Linked DNA regions of Mus musculus: region 1 is linked to region 2. The links are chromatin loops, found by intact Hi-C in ENCODE. Cell type or tissue: left cerebral cortex. All regions are shown on one strand.

What was found. Peaks named below come from ENCODE experiments on the same cell type or tissue, not always from the same donor. Only the 100,000 strongest peaks of a DNase experiment are listed, where the experiment ranks them.
Region 1: a loop joins it to region 2, with 1.9 times the contacts of the local background. A loop is called at or near these places in 3 of 42 quality-filtered maps.

What each region holds. Positions count from the first base shown.
Region 1 is chr14:30,280,719-30,288,718 of GRCm38, forward strand. The region is part of intron 3 of Cacna1d (calcium channel, voltage-dependent, L type, alpha 1D subunit); the gene reads right to left. Among named protein-coding and RNA genes, the nearest start is that of Gm52107, 61 kb to the left of the region's middle. In left cerebral cortex, no CTCF peak of the experiment used is centred here; DNase peaks (open chromatin) are centred at 3,446, 3,882 and 5,588; H3K4me3 peaks cover 482 bases; H3K27ac peaks cover 1,170 bases.
Region 2 is chr14:30,192,248-30,200,247 of GRCm38, forward strand. Cacna1d (calcium channel, voltage-dependent, L type, alpha 1D subunit) reads right to left here. Exons shown (of 47, transcript NM_001083616.2): 4 at 4,477-4,616. Among named protein-coding and RNA genes, the nearest start is that of Gm52107, 28 kb to the right of the region's middle. In left cerebral cortex, a CTCF peak has its summit at 4,888; DNase peaks (open chromatin) are centred at 4,188, 4,959, 6,012 and 7,283; H3K27ac peaks cover 290 bases.

The DNA.
Region 1 (8,000 bases), 88 kb after region 2:
GCCGAGAACAAGCTAACTGTGGGTTTTTAAAATCTCAGAGTCTGTGTCCCATCCAAGGATTCATACCATAATCAACCACCAAACGCAGACACTATTGCATGTGCCAACAAGACCCTGATATAGCTGTCTCTTGTGAGGCTATGCCAGTGCCTAGCAAATACAGAAGTGGATGCTCAAATTCATCTATTGGATGGATCACAGGGCCCCCAATGGAGGAGCTAGAAAAAGTGCCCAAGGAGCTGGAGGGGTCTTTAACCCTATAGGAGGAACAGCAATATGAACTAACCAGTACCCCCTGAGCTCGTGTCTCTAGCTGCATATGTAGCAGAAGATGGCCTAATCGGCCATCACTGGGAGGAGAGGCCCTTGGTCTTACAAAAGATTATATGCCCCCAATACAGGGGAATGCCAGGGCCAGGAAGCAGGAGTGGGTGGGTTGGGGAGCAGGGCGGGGAAGGGTATAAGGGACTTTTGGGATAGCATTTGAATTGTAATGAAGAAAATATCTAATAAAAAATTGTTTAAATAAATAATATAAAAATTTTAAAAAACTTCAGAGCCTGTTCCCCAGTGACACATCTCCTTCAAGGCCACACCTCCCAATCCTTCCCAAACAGTTCCACCAACTGGGAACCAAGAATACATGAGCTTATGGGAGCCATTCTTATTCAAAGCATCATAAATAAACATAGGCATAAACTTTCTTTTAAAAAAGGACTTTAAAAGCACAGGAAATAATCAGACCCAAGCAATGGAATTACATGAGATTAAAAACCTTCTGCACAGCAAAGGAAACAATTACCAAAATGGAGAAACAGCCTCCAGAACAGAAAAAAAGGTCTTTGCTTTACCAACTACACATCTGAGAGAGAATTAATACCAAAGGTACAATAAGGTCTGTAAAAACTAAACACTAAAAGAAGAAATTATCCAATCAATAAATGGTAAATAAATATTTGGAAAAGTCTTCAACATCCTTGGGCCATCTGGGAAATGCAAATTAATACTGCTTTGGGAATCTACCTCACCCTAGCCGGGACAGGTGCTGGTAAAGGTGTAGAAAAGAGATCCTTATTTCCTGCTAGTGGGAGCATAAAACAGAAGTAAATCTGGACTTTACTCAAAAAACTAAAACTTCAACTCCCCATGACCCAGCTACACCCTTCCTACGTACATACTTGCAGGCGTCTAAGTCAGCACACCACAGAGACACACACATATCCATGTCTATTACTCTTCTGTTCACAACAGCAAAGATACAGAGCCAGCCCAGATGCCCATCAACAGATGAACGTATAAGGGAAATGTGATACACTATGGAATTGTTTTAGACATAAAGAAAGATTAAATTATGACATTTGTAAGGAAATCAGCAGACCTGAAGATCAAATTAAGGAAAAGAACTCAAACTCAAAAGGTAAATATTGAGCATTCATATGCAGAACATAGATGTAAATTTATGGTGCGGGGGCATTAAAATAAAAAGTGGCAGGAGAGGGGAAGAAGACATCACAGGGAAGACAGAAAGGGAAATGGGGTGATGAAATCTATGTGTCAGGAGAGCAGAAGGCAGGATGGACTGTACACACAGAGGAAGAGTGCCAGCAAGGTATGGGAGGGAGTGAGGTGGCCAATAGGAAAGGAGATGAGTAAGAACAGAGTCTAATGATACTTGTATACAAACATGCTCAAATGGAAGGCATTGCTTTAATTCAAACTTAAAGACTACAATGTTTCAAACATAAGTGTACCATTCTGGCTAGTGCCCCTGCTGTGGGACTAGAGAGACACATAGTGGGAAAAGCTTTAGTCCATAGCCAGTGTGAGTTCACAACTTAACTGTCTCTCGAGTTAATTACCTTCAGAAGTATCAACTTCACTATCAACTCAAAGATTGCCTGCACCCAAGTTCAATTGCAAGCCAAGAGCCTCCGTGCCTTCTCTCTGAGTTTTTACCACCCCTGAAAAGGGCAGAATACAAACTGTCTCTCAGTACATTGTTAGCTTGGCTCAGGTAATTCAGGTTATGTTTTGGAAACAAATGGGTAAAGACAAATTCCCAGTTGGTTTAAAGGTTTGTGCATTTAGAGCTCCACAAGAGAAAGCGTGAATCTGTCCTCACAGGGCTCACTGTGAGGCTCCCTGTTGGGCTCACACGGGAGAGCCACAGTGTTTGCCCAGCCCTCCGCTTCTCAGCATGGGATCTATGTGAAGCAGGGCTAGGGGAACCCAGAACGACAAACCCCACACACTAAGTGCTCAAAGCACCCCTGAGCATCTGTGACCATTCCAGTCTTCATGCTCATCTTAAACCACCTTTAGGAAAGGGGTCGATGGCCGAGACTATTTAAGGAGGATGAACTCTATGCACCATAAAGGTAGACTGTGTCTGATCACTGAGGCCCAATGGGAGTGCTGCTTTCTACAAAAACTAAAGAGAGGCACAAACTATAGCCTCATTCCTTTCTTAAATGACTGTTTATATTTTCCTTTTCTCATCAAAAATTTTTAAAAATAAATAATAAGGGGCTGGAGGGAGACCTCAGCTAAGTGGTTAAGAGCACTGTTCTTACAGAGGACCCAGATTCATTTCCCAGAACCCACAATTGGTTCACAATCACATCTAACTCCAATCCTAGGAGACCCAGTACCCTCTTCCAACCTTCAAAGGCACCAAACATGCATGTGGTATACATTCATGCATACAGACGAACATCCATACACCAAAATATAAACAAAATTAAAAAAAAAAAACACATAATCAAGATGAGCATGTAAAGGAGATTTTTTTTAAGCTGTAGAATAAACAAAAGCAAACGAAAAATGTTTTCATAATAAGTGTTAAAAAAAAATACTTTACTATAGCCAAACATTACAAACCAGGAACACGAAGTACTTCATCAAGGCCTCCACTTTCCTAATTTTGTCACTGATGTCATGAAAAGAAAAATGCCAACAAAACTGTAGTGACTTCAGCCGGGTATTGGTGGCACACACCACAATGTCAGCACTAAGGTGGCCTCGCGGATGGAGTCTGCCTTTCTTGAGAGGAAGAAGCACATAAAAGCATAAAATGTGAAGAAAACCAAATTTTGAGCACGAGCCATTAAAGTGGGAGTGTGGGGCTAGCCTGAGCTACACAGCACGATCCTGTCTCAAAAACATAAATAAACAAGAGGAGGGGGAGGAGAAAAGAGGGAGGGAAGGGGGGAAGGGAGAGAAGGGCAAGGGAGGAGAGGAGAGGGGAGAGGAAGGGAAGGAAGGAGGGGAGGAGGGCAGCATTAGTTTAAGGAGCTAACTCTAAAATAAGCAAAGCATAATCTAGGGATATACTGTGAAAAACTGAAGCTCAGAAGGAAGTCGAATGTTTATTTCCCTTTATAGCTCCCGGCTCTCAGTCAACAGCCGCCACAGATGGTCCCAGCCCCAGACTGTTCTGTGCTGCTCACAACACTTGAAGACGAGGCACGCTACCTTTTCCAAAACTTCCTGTCCGCACCTGGTGCTCTGCTCGTCCCACCACAACATACACCAAGGTCTGGTTCCCATGTGGTGGTGTTGAGAGGGATAGCTTAGCAAAAGACATGAAGGAGGAGGCAGGGCTCTGAGAAGAAGGAAGCATATGTAAGGTTTACGAAAACAACGCTTCAGCACCAGTCACCAGGTCTGACTGGGACACAACCATCCTGCCAGTTATCGATGCATATGGCTGCTTCTCACCCCCAACAGCCTCACACGCAGGCTAACTCGGTCGCTCTTTGGCCCTTTCCAGAGTGCCATCCTCCGAGTTAAATCGGAGGGAAGCTTATCTCAACTCAAGCAGCATTTGACCATGTCGTGGTGCACGTTAGAAATGCATCCTAGAAATCCACAGAAACAAGCTTAGTGAGCCATCCCCACCCACACAGGGTTTATGTTACAGACAACAGTGTTAACTCTAATGTGAGGGCTGCAGCTGCAGGCAAGAGCGGATAAGAACCCCCACCCTTGGCCCAGTCCATGCCAATGAAACGCTGGGCAGAAAACAGAGGGCATCTAAGGACTGTGAAATGTAAATGGGAACACGGAGACTGGGGAATGGAAACAAACTCAGAATACCTTCAGAATAGTGCCCAATTCTCCTCTTTCACCCTGGTCTCCGGGTATCACCCAGTGCAGATTCAAAGGCAGCCTGGCACTCGAAAACATGCAGTGTGTATAGACAAAATTAAAGAGAGAGAGAGAGAGACAGAGAGAGAGACAGAGAGAGAGACAGAGAGAGAGAGAGAGAGAGAGAGAGAGAGAGAGAGAGAGAGAGAGAAAGAAAAGAAAAGCTCCTTGCTTCCTAGACCAAGGAGCAAAACAAAACCAAAAACCTCCACAGTCAGGGGTCTCACAAGAGCCTTGATTTTTTTGATCATTCCCACCCAGACCCAGTCAGGACCTGCAGGGCCAAAGAGCAGGGCCAATCAGCTGGGTGGACACCAAACTCCAAGAGAATGCATCTCCCAAGGAGAGCTACCATCTCCAAGGCACAGGGTGAAATCCCATTGCTTTTTTTTTTTTTTTTTTCCTAGCTATTTACTGCCTGATCCTGGACACAGACAAAGAAAATAATCCATCCCAGTAGAGAATTACATGCTCTGACTTTCTATCTAAAGGTTGGTGGGAAAGGGCTTGAGGAAATAGGAAATTATCAGAGCGCCTGCAGAGAGGAACTCAGGAGGGTTATACAACCAAGTACCATCGTTCCCACTCAACTGTCTGCTCGGGATCTGACCCTAAACAGCAGCGCCAGTGGCCTTGAGATTTCCCACTCTGGGACAGCTCACTTCCCAGCTTTCAGCCTGGAGAACAGACACAAAAGGCATCATAAGACTGAGCAGAGACGGCCCACAGAAGAAAAGTCAAAGAGCTCAATTACCTGTCGGCATAAGACATGGACAAACCATAGATAGCATCGGAAGACAGCGGTGGCGTCCCTTATTGCTAGGCTTGGGACCAGAAGTGGTCGCTCAGGATGTTTCAGAGGGTAAATACCTCCATGTACTTAACTCGGTACTTTTGGAATGAGATCCAAGTTAAGGCACAACATTTGTTTTCATTTCCTTTGGACCTTGCATTTAAAGGGATCGTATGTATGATCATATGTATGTTCTGTGCATCTCTACAGATGTGAGATTTTCTACCATGATATCTTATTATGTCCGTTTTCAGATTTTTGCATTTTGGAGCATTTTTGGATTTCAGATTCTCAGATTAGATATGTTCAACCTATGTTTAAGAATGCCCATAATAGAACCCAAATTTACTGAGGCAAGACAGCTTGCAATGGAAGGGCAATCAACCCTCATGACATGGGTATCAGAATAATCAAAGAACTTAGAGGAACTACTGGGAGCATCTCTAGGAAGGCAGAATAGTCTTGTACAGATAGAAGGATAGTAAGTTTATCCTCCCCTCACACACAAAGAAATCCTAGAGCTGATCAAAAAAAAAAAAAAAACATAAAGACAAAACTTTTCAAATGTCACCAGATGGATGCCATGTCACGATGGAGGTGACAGAAGAAACAGTGAGTGAGCCTGACGTAGAGGAGTAGCTTATCCAAAGAAACCTGAGAAAAGCAGTGTAAGAGCAGAGAGAGCCTCCGAGACCTGTGGGGAATGCTAGCATGTCTAACATTCACAGCTCCAGCATCTCAGAAGAAGGGAAAATACTTAAAAAAATAAAAGACTGTAAGTTCTCATATTTGGCGAGAAAGATAAATTTACAGTTCCAAGAAATGCAGAGTCCACCACCAGACAGATCATAATCGAGCTGCTAAAAACTAGAGACAATTGAAAAGTCTAGAAGAAAGCAATATATATCAGGAATAATGGTTTCTGATAATTATGGATTTCCCAGAAGGAGCCATGGGATCACACGGCAGAATGCAGTGCTAAAGAAGGTAACTGACAATCCAGAAGTCTGTGTCAGCGACAAACAGCCTTCTAAACTGAGGCAGAAATGGAACAAAACTGTAGAAATCATTCTACCAACAAACATATGCTAGATAGAATGGACAAGTTCTTAGGAGAAAATACTGGCAAAAAGAAGATCCAGGACATAGAAAGTCAGAATAGGCCTGCAATAAATAGCAATACTGATTATTAATTTTAAAACTTCCTACAGGGAAAAGTCTAAGCCCAAACTGCTTACCTGGAAAAGTCTTCCAACTGTTTAAAGAATTCATATCAATCCCTCATAAGTACAAGACAGAAGTAGAGGGAATACATAAAAACACCAAAGATATCTAAAAAAAAAAAAAGACTAACATCATTTATGAATATAGGCATTAGAAATATCATCAAACTACTGGAGAGATGGCTCAGCACGTAAGAGCACTTGCTAACCTTCTCAAAGACTCAGGTCGGTTCCCAGCACCCACACAACAGCTCACAACCATCCACAACTCCAGTTCCACGCTCTCTGACCTCCATAGGCACTAGGCACATACACGGTGCACATGCAGGCGAAACACTCATACACATTAAATGAATGATTTAAAAAAAAATCTTAAATGATCATCCACTAAGTACTAGGACACTGAATCCTTTATATAAACATACACAAGTTTTGTCCATGATCAAGTAAGACATATCTCCAAAAGGTGAGATTATAGTCAAAGAGGAAACCATGCAGTATACCCTGCAGACGATATAAAGCACAGAGAGCATGTGACCTCTCCATAGCGGTAGAAAAGTCATTTGATTAAATCCAGGACTTCTCACAGCAAAACCATTCAGTAACCTTAGCAACAAGAGGAACTGGGGGAACCTCAGTCTAAAGAAGGCCACACAATGCTTCCAGCTACATCAAATATAATGGGGAAAGACTGACTGTGTCTCCAGTGACCCAGAACAATAAGCCTGCTTTAAATGAAGTAATAATAATACATGCAAATAACTCAAAGAAGCATACTATATTCATGAACTGGAAAAACGACACTTGAGGTACCAATTCCACCCAAACTGATCTATAGACTAAAAGCAGTCAAAGTCACATCAGGTATGTATTTATTTATCATTAATTTAGGTTTGGTTTAGAAAGCAACAACTTAAAATTTATGTGAAAAGAAAGAGGAATTCCCTCCTACAGGAGGTAAAACAACTTTGAATGAAATTGGAACTCATGGCATTCAATTGTAAGACGTGTAACAAAGCTACAGAAAGCAAGCAGTGTTTTCTGAGGGATGGCTAGACACAGATCAGGGGACAGAATGAGTCACAATGGCCAAATGATTTTTAACAAATACTCAAAGTCACCTGGGAAAGATAGCCATGAAACCATCAGAAACTTACAACAACAGGAAACCTACAAGAGCCTCATGCAGCCTAGAAAAAAAAAAAATCACTCAAAATCGGTCTGAAACCTTTATGATAAAACTATAAAGCTTCCAAGATGAACACACTACAGGAAATCTTTATAGCCTGTAATTGGTGAAATCATTGAATATGACACAAAAAGCATGTCCAATTTAAAAAAAAAAAACTGAAAATGTTCGCCCTGCAAGAACACTGAATAAAAAGATGAACTTCAGACAATGCTTGCCAATCACATATCTGTTGCAAACACTGGATGGAGGGCACACAGGGGCTTGCCCAGTCCTGCAGTAAGAAAGCAACGTGACCAGTGTTGGAAATGAGGAGACCTGCACTGAGGAGGGCAAGCCATTGGGACTCAGTCAGGGATGATGCTCCCCGGCATCCACTAAGTTACCACACACTAATTAGAAAAGGTTTAGATAAAAAATGTGGACACTCGTAAGTGCTGGAAAGGGTTCAAAGCCACTGAAACTCTTACACATTTCCAATAGAAATGTCAGGTGGCCTCACGGCTTCTGGCAACAGTGTCTTATGGTGTTTAAACACACCAAGTATATGATCTAGGGATCCCAGTCCTTAAGGGTAGACCCAAGAGAAATGAAAAATGAACATTTCCAGAGAAACCTGCATGTTGACAAGAGCTCTGCTCATGAC
Region 2 (8,000 bases):
GCTAGCCATACTCCAGCACTGAGAACTGGGGTACACAGCTATAAAGATGGCCTTCCACTCCTCCTTCAGTTCTGAGAGTGTTTCATTCAAGCACTTTGAAGCTCTGTTATCAGACATTTGAACAACAAGGATTCTTATATCTTCTTGGAAAATACCCTTTATGGTTTTGAAATCTCTCACTTTGCATGCTGGGTAGCTCCTTTTTTCTAACGTCTACTTTGTTGGTTATTGATATGGCCCCTCTAGCTGCCTTTTCTGTGCTTTGATTCACAAATTACTTGCTTTTGCATTAGAGAAGGTTAAAGAGACACTGGAAAGGTTTTTTTGTTTTTGTTTTTTTGTTTTGTTTTTTTACATCTGATAATCTGATAAACTCATGGATTAATTAGGGCTCTGCTGAGTTAAACATTCTATCTTGTTATTTGTTTTCTGTTTACTTTGTTTTTTCTTTACTTTTTCCTAACTTGATTTTTGTTCTTGTTGTGTCTCTCTCCTTTGTTGTCTTGATATCAACAACTAAAGTTCCTTGTTCCCAGTTGCTCAGTAGGAAAAGTGTCAACAGCAGCCTTCTGTGAAGGGAGAGAGGAAGTGGTTTCGGATTTGCAGACTGCTGGACCTCTGGGCTAACAAATCAACTTGGTCATTAAATGTCAAGTAGATCAAACAGCTACACATACAAGTATAGCTGGGTTTCAATACAACTTTAGTTGCCAAAATAGGTGTCAAAATACTTTGCTAGTGTGGAGAAATGGCTTCCTGTAGAGCCATCTCTAGGCTCTGGAGTGGAGAGTGGGTAGTTTGCAAGTCTGGGTGCCAGGGTTTATAATCTGTACTTTTACTTGTGCATGACCTACCTTCATACAGCATCTTAACATTCTAGGTTCTGTATGTACATTGTACGACAGCCTTACAATGCTCTCTCTGTCCTCTGTGCTACTGTAAGGTAGACATGTCACAATGTTATTGATGTTATTTTATTGTTTTTTAAAGATAATTACCTTAAAAGAGATTTTAAAATGAAAATAAATATCGTTAAATCCATCCAGTCTGGAATACCTCATTTCTTTTGGGTGGCTCTTCATTTCTATCTGGTGTCATTTTTATTTCAACCTGAAAAGCTGTCTTTAAGCATTTTTAGAGGTGCAAGAAGTCTGTCAGTCATAAAGCCTCCACTTTGCTTTGTCTATAACAGTTTCCATCTTGACTTGGGTTTGGAAGGAATTTCACTGGTTGAGACTCTAAGCTGACATTTCCCCAGGCCTCTGAGGGTGTGTCTATTGTCTTCTGGCTTGTACAGCTCTTGAAAGGCCTGACATGAGTTTTGTTTTTGTTTGTTTGTTTGTTTGTTTTGTTTTTAAGCACTTTTGACTGTGGTTGTGATAGGCCTTTCTCTGTGGTTTCTGATCAAGCTTTGCCAGGCATCGTGAACTTCTGAGTTCATTTTCCATCCTATTTGGAACATTTAGAACCATTTCCTCAGGGGCTTTCTTTTTCTCTCTCCTCCTTTCAAAACAAGATTTACTGGTATATTTGGGTGTGTATATGTACACACTTGTATGTGTTTTATGTGCACCATGTGTGTGTAGGTATCCACAGACACCAGAAGAGCATGAATCCCCTGGATCTTGGAATTATAGATGGTTGTGAGCTACCTCATGGGTTCTGGGAACCAAACCCAGGTTCTCTGCAAGAGCAGATAGTGCTCTTAACTGCTGAGCCATCTCTCCAGTCTTTCTTTCCTAATATTCCAAATGCACACTTTAGAACATTTGGTAATTCACAAGTCCGTGAGGTGGTATTCATTTCCTTAATTATTTATTTACTGCCACATCTTCACATCCCCTGATGTGTTTCTCTTTAGCACTGCCTGATGTACTAGTGAGCAAATCTAAGGAATGTTTTCGTTTCAGACACACCTTCCAGTCCTTCAAGTCTCATGTGTCCCTTTTTTATTGTTCCATCTTTCTCCACTATAGTCTTATGTTCCCTTACATCCACGAACAAATTCGTAATTGCTGTTTTTAGATGCCTGTGAAGTTCCTTGCATTGTCTCTGTAACTTCTGGGTCTATTTCTAGTCATAGAATTTCCTCCTTTTAGGGGTCACACTCCCTCTTATATCTAGTATTACCTCAGTGCAGGTGAGGTACTTAGAATGATCATCTAAGTATTTAGATTTTATTTTTCCTTTGAAAAGTTTAGGGGTTTTTTGGTTTTTGTTTGTTTGTTCATTTTTACATGTAATTAAGTTACTTGTTTATCAGTTCTCTCTCCTTCAGGCTCATTCTCAAAACACTGTTTTCAAAGAGTCTTTATTCTACAGAAGGGATAGCACAGTTTTTCAATAAAGGGCCAAGACAGTGGACTTCTCCATTCAATGATGACAACAAATGAGTGCAGCTATGTTACAATAAAACTTTATTTATAAAAATCAGTGGCAGGCCAGATGAGCTAGGATTTGATCCCCTGCTCATGGTTTCCCAAGCCATAGTCTAGATCTAGGCTGACTCTACTACAAAAAGCCCTTCAGTTTATTAACAGTCCACAATGTTCAATACAGTGATTTACTCTGGGTATTTGGATCACAAACACCCCTTAGTCTTAGGAAACTGGTTATTATTTATCTTATAGTTCCTGCACCCTGTCTTTCTCTTTCCCCTAACACTTCTTTGCTTGGCCTCGTGGACTACAGCTCAGTTTCAGCTGAGACTCCTGTGGACCTCAAGGCCCAGGTGCAGGGCTCTCCTCTCTCCAGTTCTCAACTAGTTCTCTCCCTTCCCATTTTGTGTTACTCAGGTCTCCTGGAGTTTTATCTCTTAAACTTGGTAAGACTGCCATATTGGCTCTGTTCCCTCTTCCTGTGCTGTTCTAGTTGGGCAAAATGTTCCAGCAGAGAAAAAGCTAAGGTGACATGGGGACATAAGAAGTGAAGCTATGTATCTCCATTCTCTAGTCTAATAAAAGTCCAGTGGCAGGAAAGCACAAGACTCTCCCAGAACAAAGAGACATCTGCGGCTCCAGTTTGCCAGCCCGTGACAGGTGTTCCAAACAAGAGGAGGCTTCTGCCTTAACGCCTATCTGCCACCTATTCATTTTGGATACATTATTTCTGCAATACACACATAGGTGCCAATGTACAATGGGAGGTTTTATAAAAGCTAGCTTTCTTCCTGGTAAGTATAACCATCCAGTGGGCCACCACTTTGGGCCTTCCTTATTTTCATTCCCCGGGGTAAAAGGACACCCCACCAAACGTAAGCTACTCTCCAAACAGACAGAAAAAGTCATCTCCAATGAAAAACCAGTGCAATCAGGATACAGATAATCCAGAAGATAACCAAGCTGCAAGTTACCTGCAAACAGCAACTGAATAAAGCCACAAAGAGGAAGGCAGAGAGATGGTTTTAAAAGCTCTCTCCAAACTGGAGAGAGGACTCAGCAGTGAAGAGCACCTGCTACTCTGACAGAGGACTTGGGTTTGATTCCCTGCACCCTCACAGTGACTCAAAATCATGGTATTCCAGTTTGAGGGATCTGACACCCTCTGCTGGATCCCATGGAGGCTAGACATGCATGAAGTACCCAGACATATGTGCAGGTGAAATAATCACATACATAAAGTAAAAACAAATACATCTTTTAAGAGCTCTCTTGATGGAAATAAGAGAGTATTCCTAATTTTAGGGGTAACTTACAGAACAGCCCAGGTAAGGAGTCCCAAAACAGGGCTACATCTTGTCTCCCTTGGTGGATGTTTGCTCCAAAGACCTGATTTGTGTTTCCTCTGCTGGCAACAACTCAGGGTGTGGAAGGAATGGGGCAACACAGACCTCTATTTTTCATTGTAACATACTCCTTTAACTAAATCTACCAGCGTCTTCCTCTCACAAGAGGGTATTAAAAGAACACCTGCTTCTCTGCATTTTCCAGTTTATTTTATTTTATGCCAGATATGTGACATTATTCAGACGCTTGTTTTGTTATTTAAAATGGGAAAGTGGCATGCCAAGGTTTCTCCCACAACTCAGCATAAAAACATAATAGCTCTGCTCAAGGGATGTTAAACAGCAGCGCACCGCACAGCAAGAAAGGCTCTCTCGTATGATACACATGGTTTTAACTAGCAGGGTGCTAGCTTTTAGGAGCTGCATTCACCTGACTCCACCCACCAGCCAGGCAGGTCTATTTGTGGAGACTTGAGGCCCTGTGAGGTGAATCATCTCTCATTAGCGGCTGAGACTTCCTCTAACAGCCTGTCACTGACTTCCCCAAGCACACCAATCATGAGAGCTCTTCACCCAGGCCTCTGCCCAGGGATTGACAGCAGCCCTGTCAGCATTAAAAGAACCCCTGCTAGATCCTGATGCCATCACGGGCATAAGAATAACCACCTCCCCCAAGAAGGCTTGTGTTCCCTTTACCATCCAGCCCTCACCTCCATTCCCAGATAAACGTTTTTCCCAAACCAAGGACTTACCCTACAATTACTATAACAAAATCCAGTAAATTCCATCCATTCCTAACGTAAGCATTAGGATGCAGCAACAGTCCATACGCTATAATCTTCAGAAATGTCTCCACTGTAAAAATAATCAGGAAGGCATATTCTACTTTTTCCTGTAAAGAGAAAGGAACACACCAAGGGTGGAGAAAGAAAGAATCAATGATCAGAATCAATAGCTCAGAGACAGAAGCACCCCCCCCCCACCACGCACAGACATGATAACAGACAATGTTATCATGAGAACTAGAATCACTACCCTGCATGTGGACCAGGAAAACATTTCAATTTTGATGCTGAATTTCTCATAAGCAGCTAAGTGTTAAGTACTGTCATTCCAGGCTGCATTACTGCATTTTGCCACCTGCCCTGATGCATGAGCAGTGAGCCTGCCTGGGACATCATGGGCATGTTTTCTATTTGCACACATTTGCACAACACAGCATGTTTTCTCCAAGATTGCCAGATCAGGCCCAGAAAAGCACCAGGATGAAACAAGCATTCTGACAGTGGTTTCTGCACAGAACACACCGTCTGGGAGAACAGATGCATAATGGACTTTACCCTTATTTTTTTTTCTTGGGTTTTCCTCTGACATCTTATTCTGATCTGACTGCCCTCAGCACAGAGAAGAGGGCAGGGATCTCAGATGCCTAATACTGGCCTGTCTCCTCTTCCTGGCTGGCACCAGTGATGGACTCCCTCCTAACCAGCCTCCTGGAGATACAGCTCCGCCTTTATCTCAGTTCCCATGTCTGCTCCCATCTGATTGCCACATCCATCTGCAGCATTGCCTGATGGCTAGAACCTCTCCAACTCCAACCCACATTACCCCCCAAGCAAGGATGCCCCAGTCAACAGGTCTAAACACATAGGCTCTTTCTATAAATTTGATAGAAACTCAATGGACAGGGCCATGAGTATCCAACCAGCATTCTCTGGCTTTAATTTACTTAACAAAACAAAACAAAATCTCAAGAATGAGAACTTTTCTCTGTGGGCTCTAGAGTCCTCAGCTACTATCATCCTTAGGGTAGACTAATGGACTTCACTTACTAACATGGCTACTACAGAAGGCTATAGTAACTATGGCTCAGGAAACAGTGAGCTTTTCCTCCATATGCCAGGTACCCCAGAAGGAACCAGCATTTAAAAACTTCCCAACTCCAGTCCCATCCTTGCAAAGAATGGCCTGGAAGGGTTCACAGGAGTTTTAAACACATACAGAGAGAACCTCTAAAATCCAGAGTTAGCATAAGAGCACTCCCCTACTTGTGCTGAAGCCAAGGGTCTTGGCCACAGCTCCTGGGTCCTTTCTTTTCCCCATGGTCACACAAAAGAAGGCAGACACTGTGTGACCACTATTGTAGATGTGGATTTATAAATGGAAATGTACGCTGTTAAAAGGAAATGCTTCTGGATAGGAACTTCTTATTTTGGAAATCCTCTTTTAAAATATTCATTGCAGGATGACTCCAACAGGCCTGCCTTCCTAAAAATGTAACATGTCTACGCACACATTGGCTTGCAGTAGCTACAGCCTCTTCTGCATTTCAATGGAAGTGTTGTCTTCACTACAACTAGGATGCAGGCCTCTGCGGCTAGACAGCTGGCTCCTGTCTCTGGCTGTCCTAGGGTAGAGATTTCTCATGGCTTGTCACCAGCATCGTCCCTCTGGGCCACCAGGGTAATAACCAACTGCAGCCTGTGCATCCAAGACAGCACCCATCTTGTTTACTCCCCCCTGGTTATAGAAAAGCCAGATCAGTTTTGCCGACCTTAACCCTAGAACATTCTGGGCCCTTAACATTCAGTGTGTGTGTGTGTGCATATTCATCCATGTGTATGTGCATGTGTGTATATGTGTGTGTATGTGTGTGCATGTGCATCCATGTGTGTGTGCATGTTCATCCATGTTTATGTGTATGTGTGTATATGTGTGTGTATGCATGTGCATCTGTGTGTGTGTATGTACATATACATATGGAGACCATGGGAAGGCATCAGTTCTCTCATTCCACTGTATTTGATAAGGAGATTGAATTCAGGTCTTGGTCTCGGCAACAAGCATTCCTACCTGCAAAGACACCTAGCCAGCCCTGGCTCCTGTAATTTCTAAACCTGCCATCCAGTGCTCTGTGAATCCTTGGAAGAGCATCACAACAGTCTAAGAATTTCTTTTGAGTTAACCAGAATCAGGATGCTTATGATGTTAAAGCACTAACTCATACCCAATCCCTACCTATTCCTGCCTCCTGGTCCTTCGAACAGATTCAGTTCTCTGCTGGCTCATCCTGTGTACCCCTCCCTCCACCATCTGGTCATCCTTCCCACCCCTGCCCCCATTCCCCTCACACAGTCAGATCCTCTGGGCTAAGCCGCCTTGAAGGTGCTCCCAAGGCAGCCTATGCACCATGACCTGACAGGTCATATGCAGACCCACGGGGCTGCTGCTGTGTTTACAACCCAGGTTCTTTATCCTCCTCCTGCTGTATCTTTGAGTGGATGTCCTCATAGGAACATGAGGACACACCACCCAGCACCCAATTCACAATACAATTAATACAGTGAGAGTCAGGGTTTGATGATTCACTGGAAGGTGTGTAGAGATCCAAGAAGGAGCACAAACTCTAAAAAACTCAAAGGACAAGGAGGAGGAGGAGGAGGAGGAATTATTATTCTGTGACTTTAAACCAGAGGCCCACATTTCTGAAATATCCACCTACTTTACTCAGAGCTGCCCCTACCACCAAATGTACATCATCAATATGTTTTCAAGACTCCTAGTTCTAAGGGAACAAGATAATCTAAAAACAGCACACTGTCTTGAAAATTCCTCTTCTCTTTCATCCTCTCAGCTTTATTTACTAGGCCAGACAGGAAAAAAGCTTTGGCTGCCATGCCATCAATATTCATAGCAGTTCCATCCCTACGTCAAGACAGCACCATACTTCAGAGCAGAAAAACAAGATAAAGAACAGAGAGTACACCTACCAAACACACTCTGCCTTTTATTTATAAGTAACTGTGCCACAATAATATGAGGGACATTAGTGTAACTGAATGGTTGAAGGGTCTGGGTTTATTTTTATAATCCTCCCTTCCTCACCTCACCCTCCTTTTAAAAAATGTTGGTCCCTCTTTCCAAAATCTTTAATGAATTACTTGATGGAATGCGTTATAAAAAAGAGAAGCTTGCTATAAAAATGGTTGTTACAGAAATTCTGTCAAATGCCAAATGAACAAGCACAACCTGGTAGACCAGTTGTCCTATAAACTAGGGACATTCATTCCTCAATTCTGACATTGCCAAAGACTCCTGAGAGACAAGAGTACCTCTACATTAAACAAATTGAGGGTTATTATTATTTTGGTCAAATAAAAATTGAGGAAGTATGACAATTATCCCCCTTCAAATGGATTGTTTATTTGAAGAAAAAAAAAATGAATTTGAAAAGGAAGGTAAGAAGGAAGCCAGAAAACACCAAAAAGAGTTTGGA